Linked DNA regions of Homo sapiens: region 2 is linked to region 1. A link is a loop called in an ENCODE intact Hi-C map of the cell type or tissue named here. Cell type or tissue: Calu3. All regions are shown on one strand. Links, peaks and the distances in the headings refer to the core of each region. The heading gives the core; the rest is flanking DNA. Region 1 has its middle 36 kb from the start of LMX1A. Region 2 overlaps MGST3 (microsomal glutathione S-transferase 3).

Region 1 (10,972 bases), core at 1,328-9,327:
CAAAAATATTAATTTATTTTCTGCTGAAGATTGAGATTGCAATTAAAACACAATCTTGGAGTTTCGAGGAGATTGCCAGAACATTCTATTCCACAGCCTGCCTTGGATCATCCAACATACTGTAAAAGGGACAAACAATTTCTAGTTTCTAGTTTTGGTTTAACGCTTTTCAGCAGGCAAATGGCAATGAACCAACCCATTTTGCTAACAAACAGTGCTGATAACAGGAAAGCCTGGGTGAGCTGCAGGGACCAAGCGAGTGCAGGGCTCTGATGACTGTGGAGCCTGCCTATGAGTCAGATTGGAGGAAATGCAAGCAGGAAGGGGCCATGGTTACAAACACAGGCTCGGAGTCAGCCCAGCCGGCCTCAATTAAAATCCCATCTGATCACTGAATAACCCTGGGAAAGTGATTTAACCTTTTAGACCTTAGTTCTCTACCTTGTAAACTGTGAAAAATAATAGTACCTATCCACAGGGGCCTGTTGAGAGAAGCAGATGAGATGATCTACGAACCATACACAGGGCTATGTCCAGCACGTAGTGAGCTCTCAGTTAATTTTAGTACACCATTATTATTATTATTATTCATCCAAATATCTTCTACAGGATTCCTGCTCTGGAAAGAAAGTCCAGACTCCATGGAAAAGCCCCGCCCTACACCTAACTCCTTCTCCACACCCTACCTAACCTGAGAGCTCTCCGCACCTTAGCCCCCATCCTCCACGCTGACAACTCACCCGTGCAGTGTGGGCCCACCCTTCCTCACATGGTTGGTGTGAAAGTTAAGGGAGATAATTTAATGACAGTACTTTGTACACTATTAAAGACTGTGAAAAAGATGTCATTTGCACAGTAAGTATTTCTTGGCCTTGGCCATTTTTTTCATATCCTTTAGTGAAATCAACCAAATATTTGTTTATAATTTTATACTGCTTTCTTGTTCAAAAACTTTCAATGCCTTCCTTTAGTCTATTAAGCAGTCTCAGGCCAGGCATGATGGCTCACACCTGTAATCCCGGCACTTTGGGAGGCAGAGGCGGGCGGACCACCTGAGGTCAGGAGTTCAAGACCAACCTGGCCAACATGGTGAAACCCCGTCTCTTCTAAAAATACAAAAATTAGCTGGGCGTGGTGGCAGGCACCTGTAATCCCAGCTATTTGGGAGGCTGAGGCAGGAGAATCGCTTGAGGCAGAGGTTGCAGTTAGCTGAGATCACGCCATTGCACTACAGCCTGGGTGACAAGAGTAAAACTTGGTCTAAAAAAAAAAAAAAAAAAAGTCTCACCAGGGAACAAGCGTGTCCCTCCCCACCCCCAGGGACATTTGGCAATATCTGAAGACACTTTTGATGGTCATGACAAGGGGAGTTCTGCTAGATGGAGGCTGGGGATGCTGCTAAGCATCTATAATGCACAGGATGGCCCCACAGCAAAGAATTATCTGGCCCAAAATGTCACAAGTACTGAGATGGTGAAACTCTGCTACAAAGTGTCACTAATGGAATAAAATACCAAAGAGTATCTTCCTGTCGTTTTGGAATTTTGGCTAAAGCCCCAAGGTGAGGCCATGAGGTCCCCTCATGTTCTAAGGACTTATGAAGGTAGATGAGCTGGTTCTGTGACTTATTCCTCTTCTTGAGCCAATGTTCATAGAAGATTGGAATTTAAGGAGAGAAGTCCGTAGAATAAGGAGTATTTGGGGAGTAGAGTCATGGCTTTACCCTACCCCTTCAGGGTATACAGCGAGAGGGAGGGATCCCCATTCCCGTGGCAAATGAAGGGGGCAGAAAAGAGCCACTTATTGAGTGGGCGTGGGTACCTACACAATGGGGAGGCTGGCACCTGGCATCCTGGCTGATGCTTGCCTAGCAGCAGAAACCCACTGCCCCACCTTGCCACAGAGGGTGGGGAGGGAGAGCTGGGAGGGGCCTGAGCTACCGTGAGCATCGAGATGGATGTCTCTTCTTGATAGAGACCTCTGAGGACAGGGGCCCATTGTGAGGGTGTAAGTGGGGAAGGAAAGGGAGAGCACTGTATCCCACCGCTCCCCTCCCTGTACTTCGTTTGTCCAGGATATGGCATTTTCTGTGGGCCAAGTGAATTCCCTGGAAAAAAGTTGTGTTTAGAATATCCCGAAGGTACCAAACCAACAGAGTGGCCTCTCAAGGCAAGGGGACTCCCGCAGTAGGAGGCTGTGGGTTGAACTGCTGTGGGCAGGAACTAAGGGGTCAAGCAGAGCATTCGCTGCCCATACCTATTAGCTCGCAGCACAGAGTTCCCCATGGGGCCTCCTGAAAGCTCACCATGTGCACTAAGAAGACCCACCTGTTGATACTTGCCACATGGAAGGCATCAACAGCACCACGTACTTAAGAGCACTTCTCTCTCTTCTCATCCTTTCTCCAGGGCCCAATTCCCTGGTAGAGAGTGAAGGAAGACCCAAAAAAGGAAGGAGGGGGAAGAAGGTAGAGGCAGAGAGAAAGAATTGACCACTAAGTTTGGTTAAGACCAGACTTTATAACTACTGAAATGAGATATTCTGGGCTTTGCCTGAAGTACTGTTAATAGGCAAGGAGTGGGAACAGCAGAGAGTTGGTTTGAAGACTGGCTGGAAAAGCATAAAGCTTTTCTGTTTGCATTTCATTGACTGTAGAGGCTTTGCAATACCAGCTGCACTTGTAAAAACCCAGGCCCCAGGCATGCACCAGCTTGACTTTGCCTTCTTTGGTTACCAGTCTCTCAGACTTAGCAACATCATTTTCACTTCTGCCTCTGGAATAGCCTACATGGCTTGTCTGAGTCCATCTGCCCAAAGCATCAGCTGTTATGATTTAGTTCTGCCTCTGAGATAAGCCCCAGCTTTTTATCAGGGCAATTAAGGCTGTCCATGGCTAGGCCCCAAAGAAAAAGTTCCCAGCTCTCTCCTTCTGTACATCACACACACCTCCAGCTGATTTAGCTATTTCTCAAATGACCTGCTGTCTACGTCTTTGCTCAGACATTCCTCTCTGCCTGGCATGACTCCTTCACCAGCTGTAGCTACCTGAGTCCTACTCATCCTTTAAGACCAGTTCAAAGGCCACATCTCTGTGAAGCTCCTCCTGATCTCTCCATCTTTGTAACATTATCATTATTCTGTGTCTCCACTGGGAACCCATTCAGCACTGCACGTTGCATTATTGACTCGTTGTATACGCTATCAACTTTACTTGTAAACTCCTTGAGAGCAGGAGATCATGTCTGATTCAACTGCATATCCACAACATCTTTGAATGGAGTGCCCAGCCCAAAGTTGGCATTCAACACATGTTAGTGCAATTGGCACCTCTGGTTTCATTCCCAGTACACGGCAGCCCACTGAAAGTGGTGTGTTCCCATAGCAAGCCCAGGAGCCTCCCCACTGGAGCCCTGAGCCAGAAAACCTGTCCTGGGTAGGATGTTAAGATAAGGTATGAGGTCTCCATTGACTGCCAAGTTACCCTTCATGGGCACAGTGGGCAATGGCCCAAGAACTTGAGGCATGTTCTTTGCGTTCAGGGAACTTACAATGGAAAAAAGCAGAAAGCACAAGGATCAAGGTATCCTAAGCAACAATACACCTACAGCACTTTGAAGTTCACAAAGCACACACGAAGATCTGTGGTGGTAATCTGGCCTTGGAGAAGAAGGCAGGGGAGCTGTTGAGGACTCCATGTTAAAGATGAGAAACTGAGACTCTAGAGATTCAATGACTTGTCTTGGGACACACATGGTGGTAGCATGAGGAACTCAACTACTCTCACGGCAGATGCAGAGCCAGTGCCACTCAACTCCAAGACCTCTGGGCCTATATCCTCAGTGATTTTTTTTTTTTTGAGATGGAGTCTTACTGTGTAGCCCAGGCTGGAGTGCAGTGGCACGATCTCAGCTCACTGCTACCTCCACCTCCTGGGTTCAAGCAATTTTCCTGCCTCAGTCTCCTAAGTAGCTGGGATTACAGGTGTGTGCCACCATGCCCGCTAATTTTTGTATTTTCAGTAAAGATGGGGTTTCACTGGGCAGGGGAGCTGTTGAGGTCTCCATGTTAAAGATGAGAAACTGAGACTCTAGAGATTCAATGGCTTGTCTTGGGACACACACGGTGGTAGCCTGGGGAACTCAGCTACTCTCATGGCAGATGCAGAGCCAGTGCCACTCAACTTCAAGACCTTTGGGCCTATATCCTTGTGAACTTTTTTTTTTTTTTTTTTTTGAGATGGAGTCTCAGCCGAGGTTGGAGTGCAATGGTGCAATCTCGGCTCACTGCTACCTCCGTCTCCTGGGTTCAAGCAATTCTCCTGCCTCAGCCTCCCGAGTAGCTGGGATTACAGGTGTGTGCCACCATGCCCGGCCCTCAGTGAACTTTTTATATTCTGTGCCCATGAAATATTTGTAGGTTGAGGGATTGGTATATATGAAGAACAAACATAAAATAATAAGGGATGGTGTTTTTTAATAAATGTGGAACTTGGATAAACAAACCAACATTTAGCTAACATCTCCTTCAGGAGTTTTACTACAGTGATATTTTCCTTGGATAGTTCCCTTTTACATTTGTCTTCAGAGCTGGTTTAAGGCCACCTAAGATACATGATCTCATGATTCTATAGTAAAGACTTATTAAATAACAACAACTATAACATATCTCCTGGTCCAGGTTCATGTAACATGCCCATCAATCCGGAACCCAGCATACACCAGGGCCCAGGCTGGCACATTCATATTCTCAGCTTTATTTCCTACATTGCTCAAGAGATTTGGAGCTGAATGGCATTTGATCATTTTTAAAAACCAAATCTACCCTCTATGAATGAAAATTTGCCACCACTTCTGTAACTCAAAAAAACTGACTCAGGCTCTGGAAGAACTGGGTCTTGGAGCCAAACGATCTCAAGGCTTCAGGCAATAAATCAACAATGCCTTTCCACTAGGAGAAAGCTTGGGGCGGCAGCTACACGATTAATTAAGGAGTTACTGGGAGGGGCTAAGTGCGGAGTGGAATGGAAGGCACAAACCCCTTTTCTCCGAAGGCAGGCAGGGAAGGCAGATTTGAATAAGAGGTTTGTTAGTTTATGAAGAGAACTGGAGACCCAAACTCTTTCCCAGCCAGGAAGAGCAGCTTTCACCCTCCTCTACAGAAAACTCCATGGAAATGTCTCCCGTGACAGTGCTGGCGCACACAACCATCTCTGACCACAGACCACAGACCACAGACCACAGAGGAACTGGCCCCGCCCAGCCTCCCCAGGGGAGGCATCTTGGGTTGTGCAGCTGCGAGGGACTCTTGCAACCTGCCCCTCCCGGCTGCACACTTTGTGCGGGAAGATTGTTAGGCATGGGCGCCCTCTGCTGTCCGCTCAGGGGCATCACATCCCGGAGAAAGCCGCTTCCAGGAGGACTGAGAGGGAAGGGACTTTAAAAATTGAAAACAAAAAGAGTAGTTTGAGAAATGAACTTCAAATAGACTCAGAGGAAAGGGTGCCCTTAGCCAGATACTCACTCAATGGAGTGTTTACTTCAGACTCGGGAAATGGGCTTAGAAGAGGAATCTCAAGGGGGAATGGTTGGAGCATCCCATAGAGAATGCATGAAAAGGAGTCAGGTTCAGGCTGGGAAAGAACAACCTCCTCCTCACCTGTCAGCCACCCCACTAGCTAAAGGGGACACAGGTATGTAACTGCCAATTCACCGGCATCACATACAAAGCCGAAGGCTAATGCCACATCAGGACTGGTTCTTCAAAGCGGGTGACCACTCTGTACAACAATATTGTTCCCACAGCAACATGACAGTCAGACCTCTTTCCCACAGGTAGAATTTGAGATATTTGAGAATGGCTAAATGCGAGCTTTTAATGGGGAGATGTTTTAGGGAAATTTTCTGTTGTTCTTTTCCTGGTTGTCATGCAGAGTACAAAAGTGCCAGATCAGCCCTTCCCAAATTTGCAGAGCCAGATGTGGGTGTTCACAGCAAGCTGAAGTTGCAATGCCCTTAGGAGGAGCAATGCTGATGGCAGGTGGCCCAGTGGAAGGAGCAGGGGACAGGGAGTTAGAGGGCAGGTGAGTTGTCTGACCTAGGCATGTCTCTAAACCTCTCAGGCCTTCAGCTTTCTCTTCCGTAAAATCAAAGATTCTAACCAGATAATCTCTAAAGTTCCTTCTACCTCATCAAATCAATAATGTCTTTTAGAGATAGATTGACATTCTACTTCATTACCTTACATGAAAGCAGGAGCTCACCCTAAGCTCTGGGCACTGGTTTCAGAGAGAACGCTGAAAAAGTCCTATTCCTTAGAAAGCCCAGGATCTGAAGGATAAAACACACAGATTAAAAAATTATTAAATAATTATGAGTTGAACACCTGCTATGGGTTTAGTGTGCTGTTAAAGGATAGATTTATAAGCCTGGGCAAGATAGCAATACCCCATCTCTACAAAAAATACAAAAAACAAAATTAGCCAGGTATGGTGGTGCACACCTGTATTCTCAGCTACTCGGGAGGTTGAGGTGAGAGGATCTCTTGAGCCCAGGAGGTCAAGGCTGCAGTGAGCCGTGATTGCTCCATTGCACTCCATTCTGGGTGACAGAGTGAGACCCTGTTTCAAAAAATATATATATATAGATTTATAAAGATGGTTTCTAATCCCAGGTGAGCAGAATTGAGTTTATCTATCTCAGTTGATGGCAAAACAGACCATCCAATTTACCTCTTTTGTTTATTCTTCTCCTGTCATCTGCTATCTCAGATCCAAATCTTCCCCAAAGATTCCAAGTTCCTATTTTTTTTCTAGTGGGTCCTTGAAAATCCACCTTCCAAAGGTTTATTTCTATACATGACATCCATGGAAATTATATGGTATTATTTTGTTGTTTTAAAACTGTATACGAATGACTTTTTTGGTATCAGTTTCATTTTATCCATTCTTCTTTGTTTCTCTCATTACTGTGCTTTGCCATCCATCAGCGATGCTCTGTGTAACTCTGGCCAGTTCCTTTTAATTGCTGCACAGTGTTTCAGTAAACACGTAGATGGCTGACAGCTCTTTACCATGACAGGCATTCTTGCATACGTCTCCTTGCTTACCTGTATGGGAGTGTCTCTGGGGTGTATACCCAGGAGTAGGAATTGCCTAATTGCAGAGTATCCACATACCCAGTTTCACTGTACTTTCCTACTGTTTTCCAAACATTTGCACCTATATATATATATAGTATATACTCCCACCAGTGCATAAGGGTCTCATTTCCACACATCCTTCTTAGCATTTGTTATAGTTCAAATTTCTAATTTTGTCAGTGTGCTTCATACAAAGTCTTTCTCTGATTTGTCTTTCTCTTATTACTAGAAAGGTTGGGATCTTCTCTTTCCTTATTAGCCATTCAGATTTCTTATGTGTGTTCTATTGCTTATCTTAAAAGAATTACAATTTAGGCCTGGCCTAGAAGGGGCAAGTGCTTACTATATATTGCAATGGACTGAATGTTTATGTCCCTCCTCCCCATTTCAAATGTTGAAATCTTAACCCCTAAGGCAATGGGTGAGGTGGGGCTTTTGATAGGTGATCATGGGGGCAGAGAATGGGATTAGTGCCCTTATAAAAGAGACTCAAGAGAGATCCCTTGGTCCTTCCACCACATGAGGACACAATCAGAAGTTGGCCATCTATGAGCCAGGAAGTGGGCCCTTATCAGAAACCAGACTTGCTAGTCCTTTGATCTTGGACTTCCCAGTCTCCAGAACTATGAGAAATTTCTGCTGTTTTATAACAGAAATGTTACAAGTAGTTTCTCCCAATCTAATACCATCTGTTCACTCCAGCAGAATCTTTAATTTTGGTGTGGTCAAATCCATCCGTTTCTCACTTTATGGTTTGCAATTTTGGGGTCTTGTTGGAGGAATCTCCTTCGTCCAAAGGTCCCAGAATCATTTTCTCATTAACCTAACAACAGACTCAAGGAGCCAGGTGGGGATCAAAGTATTTGCTTTGTAAGAGACCGATCTTGAATGGAGAACATGACAGGCTTTTCTACCCTCTTCCCTTCCTGAATTACAGATGTCCAAGTCCACAGTGCAGGGCTGACCTGACTTACCTATGCTTTCCCAGGTGGAGAAGCTGAAGAATGGGGACCTTCTGTGGTGAGAGTGCCCCTGTTCAGGGATTCATCCCATGGGTCCTGGAAGCATGTGGCTCACTGAACTTCAACACATGCAGGTCCAGGCAACAGGTCAAGATTTTACCCCTCCACCTTGCCCAAGGCAGAAACATGGCTGAACAAATGGCTGCTTTTCTTAATCTCACCAATCTGACTAGTTACCTCTCTCCTATGAAGAGGAGCAAGTGACAGTGCGGACAGGGAAGCCAAAGGATTTCATCAAGGACTTTTATGTCCAGTAGAAAAGCAGGAGCCCTTCATCTTTGGGCTAAAATGAGTATGTGAGATTAGGAAGAGTAGAAAGTTCCTTTCTCTAGCTAATCTTAGTATCTTTATATTACAATTGAAGAGGAGTCTCAGAGAGGCCGAGTCACTTGCCCATGGTCCCACAACAAGTAGTAAAGCTGAAAGTCAAAATTAATCTCTAAAGTGAGACAGACTCTAACTTTTAACCACAAACTCTTAATTTCTCCTTTGTCACCAAAAACCTAAGTATAGACTGTGATTCCCCTATACACTATTTCCTCCAAATCATAGATGCTCAGGATGTTGCAACTTCAGCGGCCCCTTCTTACTTCTGCCTGATCTCACTGTAGAGGTCCTAGAGACCCAGAGGGCAAAGGGACTTGTCCAAAGCTGCCAGCAAAGTAGAAGCAGAAAAAATACATGTTTTCCAAACATCATGAAGAGTTCTGCCTCACTGCTGGATGCTTTTAGCCTTGAGCTTCTTTTTTGAAGAGGACTAATGGAAATAATACAGGTCCAATTCAATCTGGTTTAAGAAAAAAGTCTCACAAAACTGAAAGTCTTAGGACAGGACCAGCTGCAGGTACAGAGGGCCCAGGCACTCGGATAATGCCTTCAGGACTCTTGCTATCTCTGGGGTCTGTATTTCTCTCTGTTAGAGTCATTCTTGGTAAGCTTGACAAAAAGTGACTTCCAGGAACTCTAAGTTGGCATTCTTGTGGGCCAGTGACCCTAGCCAAAGGAGGAGAGATCTTCTCTTTGCCCACGTTCCAGCAGAAATCCCGGAGCAGATATTCACAAGCTCTACTTTGTTGGAATTAGGTCCCAGATACACCTGTGAGAATGGTGGGAGGGATAGCAACATCTGAATCACATGGGCTGAACCTGGGAAGGAGTGGTTTCCAAAAATGAAAACTGAGGTGTGCTCACCAGAATTGGGAATGGATCCAGAAAGGCAAAAACCTAGATGTCAACACAACTGACAGATTCAACATGCAGCCATGTCTGTGTATTTCTCTATTACTACCATTGCTCTACTACCAGGCAACCTACATTGCCTGCACATGGTACTCCAGACATTGGGCCAAGCATTTCATATGTATTGCCTTATTTTATCCTCAGTGCACTTCTATGAAGTGGCTACTATCATGATCCCCATTTTAATGGAGAGGATATCAACGCTTAGGGAGGTTTTATTACTAATTGTGTCACATAGCTAGTCATGGGCAGAATCCAAACTCGAATCCATGAATGCCTTAATTTAAATCCCATACTTTTAGCCACTGTATTCTATTGCAAACAAAACAGTTAATTCTAGGAAAAGAGGACAGTCTTTATTCTGCAGATAATATAAGTCCTTCTCCTCCTGCCCTCCTTCCCCATCGGCAACCAAATTGTAGAACAGAAAGCACAAATCCATACCATCATTGCTTCTGATTTCTTCTTTGAGATTCTGGATTTCCACTGTATCCACAGACACTTCCTTTCTTGGATAAAGCTGACCACCCACACAAGAGAACCGATGCTATAAGGTGACAGCTGCTTTGGGGTTGTCCATAGCCAGAGATACACATTATTTGTTTTTCAGTTGAAAAAGGATATTCTCCCCCAAATTGCCTGAATCCAAACTGGCTAAACCACTTTTGTTCAAACTTTCCAAGCAATTTCATCCTTGGGGTGGAAACAGAGCATGAAATGATTTGGAGCAAGAGGACAATTTTTGGGCAATTTTAAGTGAGTGAAAACAGGAGGTTATAATGGAAGTTGTCTTTCAACCCTTAACTCCAGCATTTTGTAACCAAGAATTCTGTCTCTCAGGTTTGGCTGGTGGGAACGTAATGCTGAGCAGTTGTCTGGAGCTGCTTCTAGATATTCAATAATTAGAAACAGCAACGCTGACTCAGAAGCCTATCAGCTGGCTTTCAGAGTGCCACTTCACAGAAGAAAAAAGGAAAAAAAAGTTACAAACTTCTTAACAATTGAACAAAAATCAATAAATATGTCATATACATTTTAATAGTGATTTGTACTTCTCCTTTAAAATTGCATTGTCAAATGTCTAATATAAATAAGTCCTATATGAGGAATGAATTGGAAGAAAAGTTGAAAATTTTTCAGTAATGACGGGAGGGCAAAATCTCTTATTTGGGGCCATGTGGTCAATGGAAGGAGACAGTGTGGTTTAGTAGTAATTCAGGTGACACAACTAGGAAGCTAATTTGTCTGCAAAAATGTCTTTTGAAATTTGGTCCAGGATGGGATCAGTCATGTTCCAATTTCCTTGAAGAGATTTAAAAGCTGGAAAACACCCAGCTATTGTCCATGACTTAGACACAGGCTTCCTGGAGACAGAGAAACATTTTTTGGAGTGTCCTTTTCTACTCAGTGATTTTTCAGGGCCTTTGTCTTTCCATCTTACAATGGGTGTGATAACACAGAACATATGGAGAGGACACACACACACACACACACACACAGAGAAAGAAATAGAGAGAGAGAGACTGTAATCGTTCAGGCACTAACACTGCTGTAGCAAATGGTAGAAGAAAGAA
Region 2 (10,972 bases), core at 1,850-9,849, 250 kb before region 1:
GTGCTGTACATGATAGGATACTGTCACAACAAAGCACATACTGATCAGATGGTCAAGAGGAGCATTCAGTGTTGAAAGTTAAAATGAACCTTAAAAACAATATATTCCAAAGTATCTTCTTTCACACCCTTGATAGATGACCATTCAATTTCTGCTTAAATATTTATGGTGACAAGGGTCTCAATTCTCAGAAGCAGAGTCAATGTTTCTATTAAATATCCAGGAATAAGAATGTATGTCTGCGCTGTAGTTGCACAAGGGAAAGAGGCAGCTTTGCGCCAAACTCCGTGCTTTTCATTGACGTTAAGCATCAATGGTGGATTTCAGATGCATTACAAAGATACTGTAGGGAAATAGAGCCTTCCTAAGAGTCATCAAATACCACATCCTTTTAAGATTTCCCTTAATAGAAGAACAGAAATTGAGTGTGTGAGAATCTTAATGGAAGTGTCCACTGGAAGGGAAAAAAAAGAAGAAACTAAATATAAAAACTTAAAAGAAGCTCTAGTAAGGGAGTTTAATTATTAAGTTGCTAAACAGAAACAGACATTTAAAACCACTCACCAGGGACAACTTTGGTAATTATCCCTTCTAGATCACCTAAAACTAAAGGAAGTGTTTAATAGACCACCTTCCTATGTCTAAGTCCAGGCTAATCTCAACACCACATACCTCTTTTCTACTTGGAAAACAGGAAAATCACCATAAGACATCATTTTTAAAGTGGCACACCATGAAACAATATTGCTATTTAACCCTCTGTGGAAAATACAGTAACTCTCTTCCTAGCAAATAGCTCCAAGCAGAAGTGTACTATTGGAATCCCAGCATTCCTGGTCTTTCTACCGAAGAGACAAAGTCAAACAAGATGGAAACTACTCCCTAGCAGGGCCCTGTATTTCTTGCCTCTTTCCTACCATGAAGAAGCAGAATCGCTAACACAGTCCTGAAACTGCCACTTCTCACAACTAGCTCCTTGCCTCTCCCTCCATGGCTGAAAATAAGTTCTTGGCTAAGCCTGTGGCCCCCAGACAAGCCTACAAGGGCACCAGCTTGTGTTCCCACTTACCTCCACTTTGTACTTCTTGCGGGCCTTGGAAACATTGATGGCTAGGTGGGCCACCATTATAAAGCTGGCAGCACCAGTTAGAAGCACAAAACCATATTCCTTAGAGAGGACAGCCATCTTGCGTCTGTGGAAGAAAGAACACGTTGGGACGGCCCCCAGCACTGTGGCTATTTCATGGTGTGAAGCCTTAGGGAGCAAGATGCTTTATTACTGGCAAATGAGTAAATAGAGACCAAAAAAAGGTATGAATCAATCTGATGTTTCTGAGAAGTCATCAAAGACAGTACCATATAAAATAATTTAAAAATTACTCAACTATGCAGTCTATACACAGAAAAGTATACAGTCATGTATCTTTTTTTCTCTTTTGTGCCTGGGAGATTCTGATCAACATTATGAGATTTATCTACACCACTGCAGTAGTCGTTGCTGTAGAATAATATAGCCAACAAAAATCACATTATTGAAAAAATATTTAACATGGTAAAATGCTAAAGTATACATTACATAGGGAGGGGGAGGGAGGGAGTGAGAGGAGCAGGACATGGTGGGGAGAGGGATGGAGAGGGAGAGAGAGGGAGTGGGGAGGGAGGAGAGGGAGAGAGAGAGAGAGAGAAAGCAAGAAAGTGAGAAAGCAAGAAAGCGAGCATCCAAAATAGTATATGCACAGTGATTCCAAGTTTTTTGCCTTCAGACATGGGGGACACTGTGAGGGCAGGACTCTGAGGCCTCCCTTCGATCCTGGGGCACGTGCGGGTGCAGCAGCAGACATCTCACACAGGTAGGGGAAGGCCCAGGTTGAGTACTCTGAAAGCAGAGCATGGCTCCTGAGCCTATGAGGCTTTGGGCAGCTCCTGAGGAACTCAGATTGCCCATCAAATCATCACTTCAAAGGCTTCCACGAGCCAGCAGCTCTGGTGTGTGTTCTGCCGTCAGCTTTAAAATTTCCATCCCTGGTAATTGCCTGGCTTCAGTCCCTGCTTTTAACCTAGGAGAGTTACCCTGATCTGGAATGTATCTAATCATCCTAACAAACCAACCAACAAGATGGTAAATCCTTATTTTCAAAAGAGGTTAAGTAATGTTTCCAAGGTCTAAAACAGACAGTGACAGACCTGGGATTCCCATTCAGATTCATTTGGTTCCAATATTCCCTTTCAGTATCCCTTGAAACTTTAGAGCCAAACTGACACTGTGGTCAGAGCATCTTCCTTAAAACAGAATTTGGGATAGGCATGCAGCTCAGTTCATTAAAAGTAAGTTTCTCTTAGCACAGCAAAATAGGCCTAACTGCTTTTTTTTTTTTGAGATGGAGTTTCACTCTTGTCGCCCGGGCTGGAGTGCAGTGGCACGATCTCGGCTCACTGCAACCTCCATCTCCCGGGTTCAAGTGATTCTCCTGCCTCAGCCTCCCAAGTAGCTGGGATTACAGATGCGCACCACCACACCCAGCTAATTTTTGTATTTTTAGTAGAAACGAGGTTTTGCCATGTTGGCCAGGCTATTCTTGAACTCCTGAGCTCAGATGATCCACCCACCTCGGCCTCCCAAAGTGCTGGGATTACAGGTGTGAGCCACCGCACCCAGCCTAACAGGCCTAACTTCTTAAAACCCCTCCTCCCCACCATGATTCACAATAATTCTCATCAGTTTTCCCCTTCTACCGTCTTCACTCTGAGCTGCTCTCTGAGGCATGCCCGCTGCCCCTCCGGGGGCTGGGGGGCACACACTGCAGCGGGCTGGTTCCACAGGTCAGCAGATCCTGGCCTGTCTGTGCAGCTGCAGAGAGCAAGGAGTCTCTGGCTTCCCTCCAAGCTTCCTTGCCCACATTCTCTTCCCAAGTGTAGAAAGTCAGCATGAGGAGGAAGCCACAGTAGTTATTAAAAGAAAAACAGAGTGTGAATTCTGAACACCTCTTTGAAAATAAATAAAAATGACTGAACCTCCAGCCTATCCTTAAATTCAACACATCTGGGGCAAACAGGTCATTTAAAATAAAGCTGCCACCTAAGCATGGTGGCTCACACCTACAGTCCCAACAATTTGGGAGGCCAAGGTGGAAGGAACACTTGAGGCCAGGCAGCCTGGGCCACACAGGGAGACTCTCATGTCTACTCAGGAGGCTGAAGTGGGAGGATCACCTGAGCCCAGGAGGCTGAGGCTGTAGTGAGCTATGATTGCACCACCTCACTGCAGCATGGGGCAACAGAGCAAGACCTTGCCTTAAAAAAAAAAAAAGGTGTCTCTCAGAAGCAATAAATGTAAGGACAATAAAATTAAGCATATTTGCTTTAGGTTAAAGTTTGCAAATCAGTAGAGTGAGCTTTCAGACTCTAATCTTTGGACAGGATGCTGGGCTCCCTGGCTATGTGCAGGGCTACCTTGTGTCAGCCCAGCACTTTTCAGCTCACTTTTACTCTTCACAAAACTCCTATTAGCTCCACTTTATAGAAAAGGAAATAGAGGCTCAGTAAATGAGGGCAGAGCTAAGACCAGAGCAGGTTTTAGAATTCTCCCCCAAAACACTCCAGCTAGCCCAGGTAACACATTCAAATTTGGTGGCTTAGTCACTGACTTCTATTTTTCTTAATTTTAAGAGGCTAGGGTAGGTAGATGGCAAGATAAGAGAAGTGCCTCTTGCATAGATGCCTGTCACAGCAAAGCAACTGCTCTACAATCCACAGTTAGAATCTATAATTACAAATTAATATTTACTACTGAGCTCCTCTTTTAAAGTATAAATGCAATCTGTGAGGTTAAACTTGATGGGCATTTGCACCCTAGTGAAAGTTACTCTCCTCACACTTTGTTAAGGTATGTATGGCGTTATGAATCTGGATGATGACAAGCAGAGCCAGCAACAGTTAGGACCTTGGAAAGGCAGTGAATTCACAGTAAGGGTACCCAGAGTCTGATGCTACAGCAGTGGTTTGCAGAGGATGCATACTCAGTCATAGGGACAGTGCAAGTGCCTGGGGCAGCAGCGTGACTGTTCTCCCTGAGGGTCCCCCGCACGAGCCATGGACACGTCTGCATAGGTGCAGGAGCAATGCCTGAAAAGCTGCCTGCGAGAAGGGCAGCAGAACAGCCCTCCCTGATACCTCCTTGCACTCCTACCAAGTGAGGTGTCCTGCTTTATACACCATAACAACCTTCACTTAAAACAGAGCAGGACCACGTTTGTCTGGCATCTTCCATGTCAAGCACAGTGTGCACGCTCATAGATACTTACGGAATAAATGATTTGAGCTGCAACTGCAGGTGTCTTTCAGAATGACCACCACCACGCACCCCGTCCCCTGAATACACACCTGAAATAATCTCTATCATCTGGCACAGTGTCTGGTATAAAGTATGCATCTAACCAATTCAGGTTTCCGTTTCTTCCCTCAATATCTATTGAAACCAGGGAAGAAACTGAATGTATTTAAGAAAGACTGGTTTATGACTAATCCAGAAAGAGAAATCTTAAGAAAGAAGAATTCAGAACACAGAGAAAACTCTTGTCGTAGTTGTGGAAAACATAAATGCAATAGGGAGTGAAAAATCATTAAATCTTCTCTTTCAAAGAAAGAATCAGCTTAATTAAATCAACATTCAAAAAAACTATCATTTGCTACATCATTATTTTCTGAAGATTCCAAGGCGAAGAGATAGATATTCCCACTCCTTAGAGAGTGACTTTTGTGTGTGCGGGTGTGCACCAGGAAGGGGATGCAGCTCAGTTCACAGTGGCCACACCCTAGGCAGTCGCAGCCACACCCTGGGTTGTGCCAGCCCCAGAGGTAGCAGATAGCTTCCAGGGACAGGGTGGAAGAACTGATAGCTGGCACCCAACCAATCTCTGGCATGAGCACTCATTTGAACCGCAGACCACATTTTGCTGATTATATACCTACTCTGTGTCACCAGAAACCCTTTCATGAACCCAACAAGATAAAGTTCTTGAGAGTGGGAACTTTGCCCTTGACTTTCTCTTCTACGTAGTGCTAGATACACACAGTCCAAACAGTCCTTTCTGAGCTGAACTTTAATACAGGTGTAGATGACTTTGCAATTCACTTGGTTATATCGTAGCATTTGTTAATCATTATGCAGTTTCCTGGGTTAGTCATAAACCAGCAGTATAAATTAATATTTATGAATTGAAACCTTCTACCACATGCAGCCATGCGTTTCAGTGATGGACTGCATATTTAACAATGGCCCCATAAGACTGTAATGGAGCTGAAACATTCCTATTGCTTAGTGACATCATAGCCACTGTGCCATTGTAACATCGTAGTACACTGTATCATCCACATGTTTGTGGTGATGCTGGTGTAAACAAACCTACTGCGCTGCCAGTCATATAAAAGTATAGCATGTATAATTATGTACAGCACATAACACTTGATAATGATCATAAGTGACAGTTACTGGTTTATGTAGTTACTATACTATACTTTTTAGCATTATAGTGTATTCCTTCTACTTATTAAAAAAAAATGTTAACTGTAAAACAGGTGCAAGCAGGTCCTCCCTGAGGTATTCCAGAAGGCCTTGTTACCATAGGAGAGGACAGCTCCACACATGGCAGGTGTGTCCATGTGACCTTCCACTGGGGCAAGATGTGGAGGCAGAAGACGGATACTGATGATCCTGACCCTGTATAGGCCTAGGATAAGGTGTGTGTTTGTGTCTTAATTTTTAACAAAAAAAGCTTAAAAAGTAACTATGAAATAAAAAGAAAGTTTTAAAAATAGAAAAAATTTCACTTCCAGTTAGAAACCTACAAAGGCCATCAGCTCAAAGTCAGTATGGGTGTTCTGAACTGAATGGTGTTGCTTCTTTAAAAATAAAAAAAGTATTTAAAACATAGAAAAAAAAATCTTATAGAATAAGGATATGAAGAAACAATTTTTGGCCGGGCATGGTGGCTCACACCTGTAATCCCAGCACTTTGGGACGCCAGGGCAAGCAGATCACTTGAGGTCAGGAGTTCAAAACCAGCCTGGCCAACATGGTGAAACCCTGTTTCTACTAAAAATATAAAAAAATTAGCTGGGCGAGGTGATGAGTGCCTGTAATCCCAGCTGCTCGGGAGGCTGAGGCAGGAGAACTGCTTGAATCCGGGAGGTGGAGGTTGCAGTGAGCCGAGATTGCACCACTGCACTCCAGGCTGGGAGACCCAGCAAGACTCTGTCTCAAGAAAAAAACAAAAGAAAACAAAAAACAAAGAAACAATTTTTATGCAGTTACAATGTATTAGTGTTTTAAGCTAAGTATTGTCACAAAAGATTCAAAAGTTTAAAAATTATAGTAAAAAAGCTTCAGTAATCTAGTTTAACTTATTATTGAAGATAAAATATTAAAAAATGAATGTAGTGTAGCCTAAGTATACAGTGTACGTAAGGTCTGCAGCAGTGTACAGAAATGCCCTAGGCCTTCACACTCACCACTCACTCACTGACTCATCCAGAGCAACTTCCAGTCCTGCAGGCTCCATTCATGGTAAGTGCCTTCTACAGGTGTACCATTTTTTGTCTTTTATACCATATTGTTACTGGATCTTTTCTAAGTTTTTAGATATCTTTAGACACACAAATACATACCACTATGTTACAATTGCCTATGGTATTCAGTACAGTAACATGCTGTACATGTTTGCAGCCTAGAAGCAATAGGCTAGACTATATAGCCTGGGTGTGTAGTAGGTTATACTGTCTAGGTTTGTGTAAGTACACTGTACGATATTCTCACAATGACAAAATCACCTAACACATTTCTCAGAACATATCTCCATCATGAGTGAACACATAACTGTAGTTAAAAGTACCTAGTTTTCCCTCTTCTACACTGTTGAGGGAAGTATAAGATAGAACCATCTAGAGGACAGCCTGGCAATAGGTAATTTTTTTTTTTTTTTTTTAACACAGGGTCTCTGTTGCCAAGGCTGGAGTATGGTGGTGCTATCACAGCTCACTGCAGCCTTGACCTTCTGGGCTCAGGTGATCCTCCCAACTCAGCCTCCCAAGTAGCTGGGGCTGCAGGCACACATTGACATGCCCAGCTAATTTCTGTATTTTTAAAATTTTTTTATTTTATTTTATTTATTTTGAGACAGTCTCGCTCTGTCGCCCAGGCTGGACTGCAGTGGCACAATCTCAGCTAACTGCAACCTCTGCCTCCCAGATTCAATCAATTCTCATGCCTCATCCTCCCAAATAGCTGGGATCACAGGCGCCCGCCACAACACCCGGCTAATTTTTTTATTTTTTAGTAGAGATGGGGGTTTTGCCATGTTGGCCAGGCTGGTCTCAAACTCCTGGCCTCAACTGATACGGCTGCCTCAGCCTCTCAAAGTACTGGGATTACAGGTGTTAGCCATCACGCCCAGCCTATGTATATTTTTTCTTTTTTTTTTTTTTAAGAGATAGGATCTTCCTATGTTTCTTAGGCTGGTCTCGAACTCCTGGGCTCTAGTGATCCTCCCATCTCAGCCTCCCAAAATGCTGGGAATACAAGCATGAGCCACAGCACCTGGCCAGTAATATTCTTTTTAATATTAATATTCTTTGGCTCATTAATCCTACTAGAAATCTATCCTGAGGTAACAATCAGAAATGCAAACAAATTTGGTTCAAAGATATTTACTTCAGCAATATTTATGATGGCAAAACCAGAAATACTACATATGTCCAATAATAGAGGGCCAGTTAAATAAATAATATACCCGTTAAATAGAACATTATACAACTGTTAAAAATGGTGTGTACAAATATTAAAGAGGTTAAAACAGGCTCAATATACAGCAGGTTGAGTGGGGAAAAAAGAAAATAAAAGTATATGTAGAATAATCTTGGTTTTCTTAATAATAGAAAAAAATTAAGAAAGTATTAAAATCATAAGCATAGTTATTTCTAGATGGCTAGATTATAGATTTTTCTTTGTAATTTTCTGTAATTTCCAAAATGAGCAAATACATATCTAAAAAAACTTAGAGTGGCTTGACAATCATTATTCATTGAGAAGACAGAGGAACAGGCAGTATGGAATGATGGAACCGAAAGATCAGACCTGACTTCTGGCTTGAGTACCACCACTTATCTGCTAAGTGCAGTTCACGAGACAGCTTTGCAGTTGAATGCAGTTTTGGAATCAAATTGTCTGCATTCAGAACCTGGTTCTCATATTTCCTAGTTGAGTGTCCTTGGGAATATTACTTAACACCTTTCAGCACCTCAGTTTCCTCACTTGTTAAATGGAGATACTAATATAACCTTGGAAGGTTGTTGAGAGGATTAGATGGACATACTGTCTATAAACATTCATCATGATGCCTGACACATAGGAAGGACTCAGTAAATGTTATATATTATGTTACGTTACATATGCTAATGTTTGGTTAACTGTCCTTGACCTGACTCAACGGGGATGTTTGGCTAAATGATAATGAATATACATTTTAGAATTTATAACTGCCATTTTAAAATAGCAAAGTTTAGAACCACATATATCCTCTTCCTTTTCTGAACTCTCAGCAGCCAGCCATGTTAAAATATATGCTATCATGTGAAAGGCAGAAGCAGCCAGAAGGAAGCAGGATTTTAGCACTGACTATGGACATCCGGAAGCTGCAGTCATTCAAACTCTTGCTGCAGCCAGACACTGCTCAGCACTGCATGAGGGTGATCGTGCATTCATTTACTTATTCAGGCTTACTGAGTGCCCACTATGTGCCACTCACTGGGCTAGTGCTGGAGACGAACAGGGAACAGCCAGAGGTTGGTTCTTTATGAAACTCATTTTCTAGCAGGGGACACAGGCAAATAAGTAAACAAGTACCCAATTCCAGATTTTTCCCTTCCTAGCAATAATCACAAACTAGGTATAACACAATAAAACAAAAACAAAATAAATGGGTAGGGAAAGACAGAAATAGGATGAAAGAGTTTCTATTCTTACTTTCCTTATTAGCAATTGCAGAGGTAGCTGCTCCTAGTTAACTGTTTGTTGGCAGTCTTAAGTCAAAATAGATCAGTCAAGAGAACATTAAAGGTTTAAAAGAAATTTGAATTATCTATTTTTTTAAATTAGAAAGTTTTTGTCACTTATTTAAGGGTAGAGATCCTAAATGTTTTTACTCCTAGTGGACTTCAATACTGTTTTATGATTCATCTTTTCCTGTGGGAAATCTACAAGACTAGAGATAGCAGGAATTGAGGAGTCAGACAGACCTGTATTCATACATAGCCCCTGCAAGCTTTAGGATGTATCTAATTTCTCTACAAAACAGGGAAAATACTACCCATTTATATCACAGTGTGGTTTGAAGAATTAAATTAGATAAACTAGATATGTACCTGGTATAAACAATAAATGTTGGTCCAAATATGAAGAAATAAATACTGGTAACTGTACATGTCTGTCCACATATGCAACAGTTCCTAAATGAGGATATACTGGTTTTTCTACAAATCAGTTGTATGCTCTTACACAATAGTTCTGATTTTGTTTAAAATAATTCAAATTTGGCAAAAGGCTGGTCTAATTAGATTGCAAAATAGAGTTTCCTACCGTAGACAGCATAATGAATCAAAGAACACTTAATTCATTTATTCAACCAGAATATATAAAGCACTTGCTGTCTATGCCAGGAACTGCTGAGGGGTGGGGATGCAGCAGTGAACAAGAAAGGGTCCTGCCCTCAAGGCCCTGACCTTCGAATGATGACAGGAGACTGACAACAAACATGCAAACAAAAAACAGCTTCAGGGAGTGGGAACTCTTTTTTTGTTTTGAGACAAAGTTTTGCTCTTCCCCCCAGGCTAGAGTGAAGTGGCACGATCTAGGCTCACTGCAACCTCCGCCCCCTGGGTTCAAGTGATTCTCCTTCCTCAGCCTCCCGAGTAGCAGGGATTATAGGTGCCCACCATCACACCAGGCTCATTTTTGTATTTTTAGTAGAGACGGGGTTTCACCACGTAGGCCAGGCTGGTCTCGAACTCCTGACCTCAGGTGATCCACCTGCCTCAGCCTCCCAGAGTGCTAGGATTACAGGCACCTGGCCAAGAATGGGAACTCTTCTGGGGAAAACACACGGCAATGGCATAGAGACTGGGCAGGGCTGTTGCATCAGGATCCCGGCTGGGAAGGCCTCCTTTGTGTGGCATTGAATATAGTATACCTCTCTAGATGGACTATGTGCTCTTTGAGGACAGAGAGCGTGTCTCCTTGCTTATATTTTTTATAGCAACTTGCATGAAGACAGAAACTCAGTAGAATGCTGCTGTTCTATATCCTAGATCAGTGGTTCTCAAACTTTGGTGGCATTAAAATCACCTGGAGAGTTTGTTAAAACATACCTCAGTCCCAGAGTTTCTGGTTCAGTCATGTTAGGTGGGGCCTGAGTATTATCATATCTAACTAGTTCCTAGGTAATGCTGATGATGTTGGTCAAGGACCACATTTTAAGAACCACTGTTCTGAGCAAAAACAAAATTTGCAGGAGGTGGTGATTCTATCTGATTCAAAACCACAGTCACAGTCTTGTCTTGGTGGTTATATTCTACTACTATCTTTGGAGGCTCCTGAGGTGCTCCTTCTGTACCACCCCTGAAAACAGAATGGGGCTGATGAGATCAGAGACTGTTGTGAAGAGCAAGCTCCAGCTAAGCTCTTCACAATTACACACTAACAGTGTGCCCAGCAGAAGACTGACTTCTTCTTTCAGCTTTAACAGAGGTTCGAGACAACAAAGCAAGTGTGTAAGCCAGCTCAGTATCTTCAGAGTCTCTATCCTGTGACCACCATTGGGTTACCAGATCTCACTTCATGGTCATGGTCACTCACCAGATCAGATTTTCCCATAGTCAAATGAGTCAGAGTTCTAGGTTCTCCATCCTTCAAAAGTAATGCTCA

Evidence for each region. Hi-C counts contacts between places; a loop is a spot of excess contacts. Peaks named below come from ENCODE experiments on the same cell type or tissue, not always from the same donor. Only the 100,000 strongest peaks of a DNase experiment are listed, where the experiment ranks them.
Region 2: it touches region 1 in a loop (5-fold over the local background); 6 of 110 quality-filtered maps call a loop at or near these places.

What each region holds. Positions count from the first base shown.
Region 1 is chr1:165,387,465-165,398,436 of GRCh38, reverse strand. No RefSeq gene overlaps it. Among named protein-coding and RNA genes, the nearest start is that of LMX1A, 36 kb to the right of the region's middle. RefSeq lists an enhancer at 5,002-5,211 and a silencer at 5,322-5,371. In Calu3, for the core only: a CTCF peak has its summit at 5,369 (motif pointing left); a DNase peak (open chromatin) is centred at 5,296.
Region 2 is chr1:165,640,062-165,651,033 of GRCh38, reverse strand. MGST3 (microsomal glutathione S-transferase 3) reads right to left here. Exons shown (of 6, transcript NM_004528.4): 2 at 1,070-1,193; 3 at 1-20. The coding sequence starts at 1,186. Among named protein-coding and RNA genes, the nearest start is that of MGST3, 14 kb to the right of the region's middle. RefSeq lists an enhancer at 1-620. In Calu3, for the core only: no CTCF peak of the experiment used is centred there; a DNase peak (open chromatin) is centred at 4,863.